Regions from separate parts of the Homo sapiens genome. Here region 2 is linked to region 1. Evidence: chromatin loops called from intact Hi-C (ENCODE). Cell type or tissue: dorsolateral prefrontal cortex. All regions are shown on one strand. Links, peaks and the distances in the headings refer to the core of each region. The heading gives the core; the rest is flanking DNA.

Region 1 (2,898 bases), core at 139-2,638:
CCACAACCAGGAACACCCCTCCACTTAATAAGGTGCCTGGGCCCCAGCTGAAGTGCCACATAGCCACAGCTTCTGGAGGCATCTCTGCCAGGGTTCACCTGCCTTCCTGCACAGGGCGCCCACATCCAACCCCAGGGGCTCTCCCAGCATTTGGCAGCCTAAGGCTCCTCCCTTCTCCCACCCACAAACAGTTCTCTATACCTGGAGGAGAGCTCCCTGAGAGACTGGAGTGTAAGCACAGCCCACCTGACTAACTGCAGAACAGGCCTTTTCCCATCCCCCAACTCCACCCCGCCCGGTGAAATTCTCTCCTTCCACCCACCAGACGCCTCACCTGTGTGGGCACTGTTTCCCGAAGCCGTGCCGGCGATGAGGTACCCGGGGCTCTGAGGCCCCAGCTGTCTGCGGACTGTGTCAGGCCCCCGGGGTCACAGACCCTGGGCAGCACTGGGCTGCGAGCAGGTGTGCCTGAGTTCCCAGACTCTGCAGCCGCCATCTCCAGACTGAGGCACAGCCTGGGGATTAGGGGCGGATTGCTCTAGGAGATTTCCCCCTCCCCTGGGGCTCACGGGCTGCTCCTTCCCATCTGGCAGGAGACAGGGAGGATCACCGAGCGCGGGAGGACCGAGCTCTGATGAGATGCCCCTCCACAAGTCCAGCTGTTCCACTGTGAGTTGTGTGCATAAGGACACCCAGGTGTGACAGGCATCAATGAGGAGGGGTGGGGGTGGGGGGCAAAGGGGGTTGAAAGGGATGTGCACGAGGACACATGACATGTGCACCTGCATCCTTCAACCACCCAGAAGACAGGCACTCCACCTCACCCCTCCCATCTCACAGAAATGCCTCCCATGATCAGAAGCTCCTCTCACAAACAGAGCAGTCTCATGGATTCGGAATGGAAGTGAGCCTCCCAGCCAGCCTTCCAGGATAGCGAAGAGCTCTCCAAAGCCAAAAAAGACTAGAGCCTGGAGGGGGGCTCCCTGGCAGATCCTAACACAGCCAGCTCCAGCCAGAGTCCTCTCCTCCTCTCCCTGCTGCCCTGCCCGTTGGCTTAAGGCACCATCACTTCCAAGGCAGTTTCTCTACTCCAATAACCACCTGGAGGAAGCTGACAGCAGCCAGCCTCACCAGGGGAATTCTTCTGCCCTGAGATCCTGTCCCAGAAATCCAGTCTCTGCCCTGGACACCAATGGCCACTTCTGCACTAGCTTCTGCTTCCCAGTCTCTGCCAGCATTGCCCTGGCAAAAACACCCAAGATAAAGCACAGATGGGAAACTCACAGCAGTCTCTTCCTCCTTGGACTTCATCTTGACAGTGCCAGCAGGAAATTCTGTGAGTGGCCAGCAGAGGGGGACAGAGGTCCACAGCTGAGGACAATGAGCAGTGAGCAGTGTCACCGGCTGGCCAGCTGAGTCCTGGGGCCTGCTGGATCTCTCTAATGGCAGCTTCTCACAGCAGAACTGTCGTTCAGAAAGACATGGATTCTGCACCCACTTGAGTCTGGTGAGGAACTCCAGGCTTAAATACTGATGGCCGACACGCGTCACGTTGATTGGGTAGTCCCAAATTCAAGAAGGTGTGAAGAGATAAGGGCCCAGTGCTATCTCTGGGAGCCAGTGCCAGGGCTTGCAGGCCAAAATCACTGAGATCAGGAGTCCTCATACCCTGGGCTCATGGAAACTATACAAACATTTGTGGTTGGCTGATGACTTGGGGTTTGTGAAGAAGCCTGGCAAAGCATATTACATAGGTCCCAATTTCTGGGGCCAGCTCTGACCTGTAGGGCCAGGGAACACTTCTGGCAGCTCCCCTACTTCTGCAAATGATCCCCCTCCTATGGTACTGGATCTTGACTTTATATTTTCGCACCAAGCACTGTTCTTGCATAAGGGTTATTTGTAAATAGGTCTTATGCCCCTATTAAATGATAAGGCAGGGATCAGATCTTATGTTCATCTGGACCATTCACTGTGCCTAGCATAAGACTGATCCTCCCTCAATACTGACATCGTAAAACAATGAAATGATCTACCTCATTTAGCTGCCATGAAAGGCAGTCCAGCCACTGCAGTTCTGTCTCAGGTAGAAACAAAGACAGCTTGGTCTTCTCATACTCAAGATACCCCTTCTTTTTTCACTTTTTGAGATGGAGTTTTGCCCTGTCACCAGGCTGGAATGCATTGACGCGATCTTGGCTCACTGCAACCTCCACCTCCTGGGTTCAACCGATTCTCCTGCTTCAGTCTCCCAAGTAGCTGGGACTACAGGCGTGCACCACCACGCCCAGCTAATTTTTGTATTTTTAGTACAGAGACGAGGTTTCACCACGTTGGCCAGGATGGTCTTGATCTCTTGACCTCGTGATCCACCCGCCTCAGCCTCCCAAAATGCTGGGATTACAGGCATGAGCCACTGCACCCGGCCAAGATACCCCTTCTCTGCCCGCTCCAGGCTAGGCCCCACCAAGCTAGGATTTTTTTTTTTTTTTTTTTTTGAGACAGGATCTTGCTCTGTCACCCAGACTGGAGTGCAGTGGCACGATCACACCTCACTACAGCCTTGACCTCCCAGGCTCAAGCAATCCTCCCACCTCAACCACCTAAGTAGCTAGGACTACTGGTGTGCACCACCATGTCTAGCTAGTTTTTGCAGAGATGGGGTTTCACCATGTTGCTCAGGCTGACCTTGAACTCCTGGGCACAAACGATCCACCTGCCTTGGCCTCCCAAAGTGCTGGGATTACAGGTGTGAGCCACCATGCCCAGCCCAAGCTAACATTTTAAACTTTTTCTTATTAAGCAGAGGAAAAGGAAGAGAAGGCAGTGGCAGCAGGAGACAGGTGGGGAGGGGCCGAGTGAGCTGAGAGCCCTGGGGTTCACTCTGCATGGTAGGTC
Region 2 (2,898 bases), core at 270-2,769, 190 kb after region 1:
ATGAGCCACTGCACCCTGCCTGGATTTTCTTTATACTATATTTGATGGCTAGCTGAAATTATTTAATTGTTTGATTTGGGGTTTATTTGTCCCTTTCCCTCTACTGGATTGTAAGCTACTTAAAGGCAGAGACCGTATCTTTTATATTCATCCCTGTGAAGTGTTGAGTAAGTAGTGGTTGAATGGATGAAGGAACGAATGAATGCTTCTTAGCAAAGCTTCACTAAAACCTGATGTGGTGGGTATCACTGTGTCCATTTTATGGATGAGGAAACTGAGGCTCAGTGAGCTCAAGTCACACAACTAAATATTAGCACTGGCTTACATTTCCCGGGCACCTGCTGTATGGTGGGCAGGCCCTTTATGCTGTACCTCTTTCATCTCACTTGTTCCATACAGCAGCCCAGGAGGGCAGGACTATTATTGCCTATATTTTATAATCAAGAAACTGAAACACAGAAACACTAAGTAACTTGCCAAAGCTCACATAGCTGAAAGGGTTGGGTTACACAAATCTGATTGATTTGGTTTCTGTTTTTTTCACTCACTGCAGCAAACATTTACTGTGTGCCAGACATGGAACAAGTCAGAGACCCTGCCCTCTGGCAGCTGTCAACCCTGTGTCTCATCTCCTTTCTTAAATCTCTGAGTTCTCCTACTTAGAAACTGTTGGAAAACCAAGGAAAATGGCCACAGGGTATGTGCATGTGTGTTTGGAAACACCTAAACTCAGAGCTCTGAAAGCCACCATATGCATGTCCTTGGGATGTCCCCTGCCTCCCTGGGCCCCTTACCTTGCACGGCTAGCTCGGCGCTGGCGTAGATGGTACCGTGCTTATTCTCTGCCACACACTGGTACATGCCCGAGTCTTCCAGGCTCAGCTTGGAGAACCGCAGGTCCCCAGCCAACACCTCCACCCGGTTCTGTGCAGAAGAGCCCAGAGCCCAGGGGGATCAGGACCACAGGAGCCACAGGGAGGAGGGGTTGGCAGGGGTGGGAGCAGTGGAGACTCTAGGCTGATAATCCCTAGAGGATATGGCTTATATGTCCAGTCCTACCTCAGGGCTGCCTGGAACCTCAGGATGCAGATTACCCAGGCCTCCCCAAAGCTGGAAGGGTGAGGTGACCCAGTCAGGACCACATCACTTCTTTTGTGGCTGAACTGTGCCTGGATCCAGGCCTAGCCTGTGACAATGGGACTGGGATGGGAAGAAGTCCTTAGGTGGTCCTAGGACCACCCTCTGACACCCTAATTAGCCCAGAGGGGCTACTAGTGGTGCAGGGGAAGTTCTGGGCGGGGGAGGGAACCAAGTGAGCAGAGGACAGTTGTGATGTGTCGGGGGAAGCCCCATGTCTCCTACCTGGGAGGCCAGAGGCTCCCCGTTCCGCAGCCAGCGCACTGTAGGCCGGGGCTTGCCGGCGGCTGCACAGCCCCAACGCAGGTTGGAGCCAATGTCAGCCTCTGTGTCCGAGATCACTTTTAGCCACTCAGGCTGAGCTGTGGGAGCCCGGAAAAGAAAACCTGGCATGAGCTAGGAGGAGCTTCCAGCTCATTAAAAGGAACAGAAAATCAGGGCAGCAGCACCTGTGCCAGACAGCAGAGGGCGCCATGAGCATTCTGAGATGGAGAGGACAAAGAGGAGGGGGCCGGAAGAAGGAGGCACAAGAAAGCTGGCACTCTGTGGCTGTGCCAGTGGCTGCTTTTGCAACTTAAATCATTCTGGAGCCTCCTGTGTGCTTTCTGCACCCCTGACTGAAGCTCTGAGGTGACCACAGCACTAGCCTCCTCTGGTCCCAGACTCAGTGCAGTCCTAGGGCAAGCAGGCTCATGCAGGGGGCCTCCCAGTCTCCTCCCTGACTTTTGGGTCTGTTTCCTTGGGGACAAGGGTGAAGGCGGGAAGGGGGGTCGGGAGGGGCGGAGAAGGTGTCCCTGGCTCTGTACCCTGCACGATGATGCGGCCCTGCACGGTGTCTCGGCCCTTGGAGTTCTCCGCCTCACACTCGTAGGTGCCCTCATCCTCAAAGCTGACGCTGGGGATCTGCAGGGTGGGCTCAGCTGTGGTCCACTGCGGGGACAGGGAGCCGTCCACTTTGCGCCACTTGATCCGGGGGACAGGGCTGGCAGGAGAGACAAAGCCAGAGGGTGTGGGCTGAGCTGGGCCTACCCCTCCAGTGCCCGCAGCTCCTCATACCCAGACTCTCAGGCCCTCCTGAGATGCTGGGCCTGGGAGGAACAGAGGGAGAGAGGGTGCCTTCTGGCTGATCCTCACTCTCCTCTCCCAGGTAGGCTCGGAGCACACGCAGGGAAGGGGCAAGAGGCAGGGCTGCTCTACCCATCCCCCCTGCAACAACCCTGGAGCCAGTGAAGCCGGGCTTCTGCGGGGTCTGCACCCTGAAGCTGGCCTGCCCTCTCCCGCACCGGTCACCATGCCTCTGGGTCTGCCCTCCGCCACAGTGGCCTGTGACCTGGGTCTTTACGGGTTCTCTTTTCCGTTGCCTCTACAGGGCAGGCCTTGCCCCTACTTTGAAAGGGACTTTAGTTAGTAGTAATCTGTGCACTAAAACGGACTGAGGTATCAGTTTTAATGGGTTAATATATTCCCCTTCCACATGCTTTTCTTTTTTTTCTTTTTTTTTTTTTTTTTTTGAGACGGAGTCTCGCTCTGTCACCTAGGCTGGAGTGCAGTGGGGCAATCTTGGCTCACTGCAAGCTCTGCCTCCCGGGTTCACACCATTCTCCTGCCTCAGCCTCCCGAGCAGCTGGGACTACAGGCACCCGCCACCACACCTGGCTAGTTTTTTTTGTATTTTTAGTAGAGACTGGATTTCACCGTGCTAGCCAGGATGGTCTCGATCTCCTGACCTCATGATCTTCCCACCTCGGCCTCCCAAAGTGC

What was found. Hi-C counts contacts between places; a loop is a spot of excess contacts. Peaks named below come from ENCODE experiments on the same cell type or tissue, not always from the same donor. Only the 100,000 strongest peaks of a DNase experiment are listed, where the experiment ranks them.
Region 2: it touches region 1 in a loop (2.5-fold over the local background); 27 of 110 quality-filtered maps call a loop at or near these places.

What each region holds. Positions count from the first base shown.
Region 1 is chr1:205,254,803-205,257,700 of GRCh38, reverse strand. The region is part of intron 2 of TMCC2 (transmembrane and coiled-coil domain family 2); the gene reads right to left. Among named protein-coding and RNA genes, the nearest start is that of TMCC2-AS1, 19 kb to the right of the region's middle. RefSeq lists an enhancer at 1-368. In dorsolateral prefrontal cortex, for the core only: CTCF peaks have their summits at 1,144 and 1,346 (motif pointing right); a DNase peak (open chromatin) is centred at 1,380; H3K4me3 peaks cover 384 bases; H3K27ac peaks cover 2,500 bases.
Region 2 is chr1:205,060,466-205,063,363 of GRCh38, reverse strand. It overlaps CNTN2 (contactin 2), which reads right to left. Exons shown (of 23, transcript NM_005076.5): 8 at 1,944-2,119; 9 at 1,363-1,499; 10 at 795-924. Among named protein-coding and RNA genes, the nearest start is that of CNTN2, 19 kb to the right of the region's middle. In dorsolateral prefrontal cortex, for the core only: CTCF peaks have their summits at 1,397 and 1,601 (motif pointing right); a DNase peak (open chromatin) is centred at 1,603; H3K4me3 peaks cover 712 bases; H3K27ac peaks cover 2,338 bases.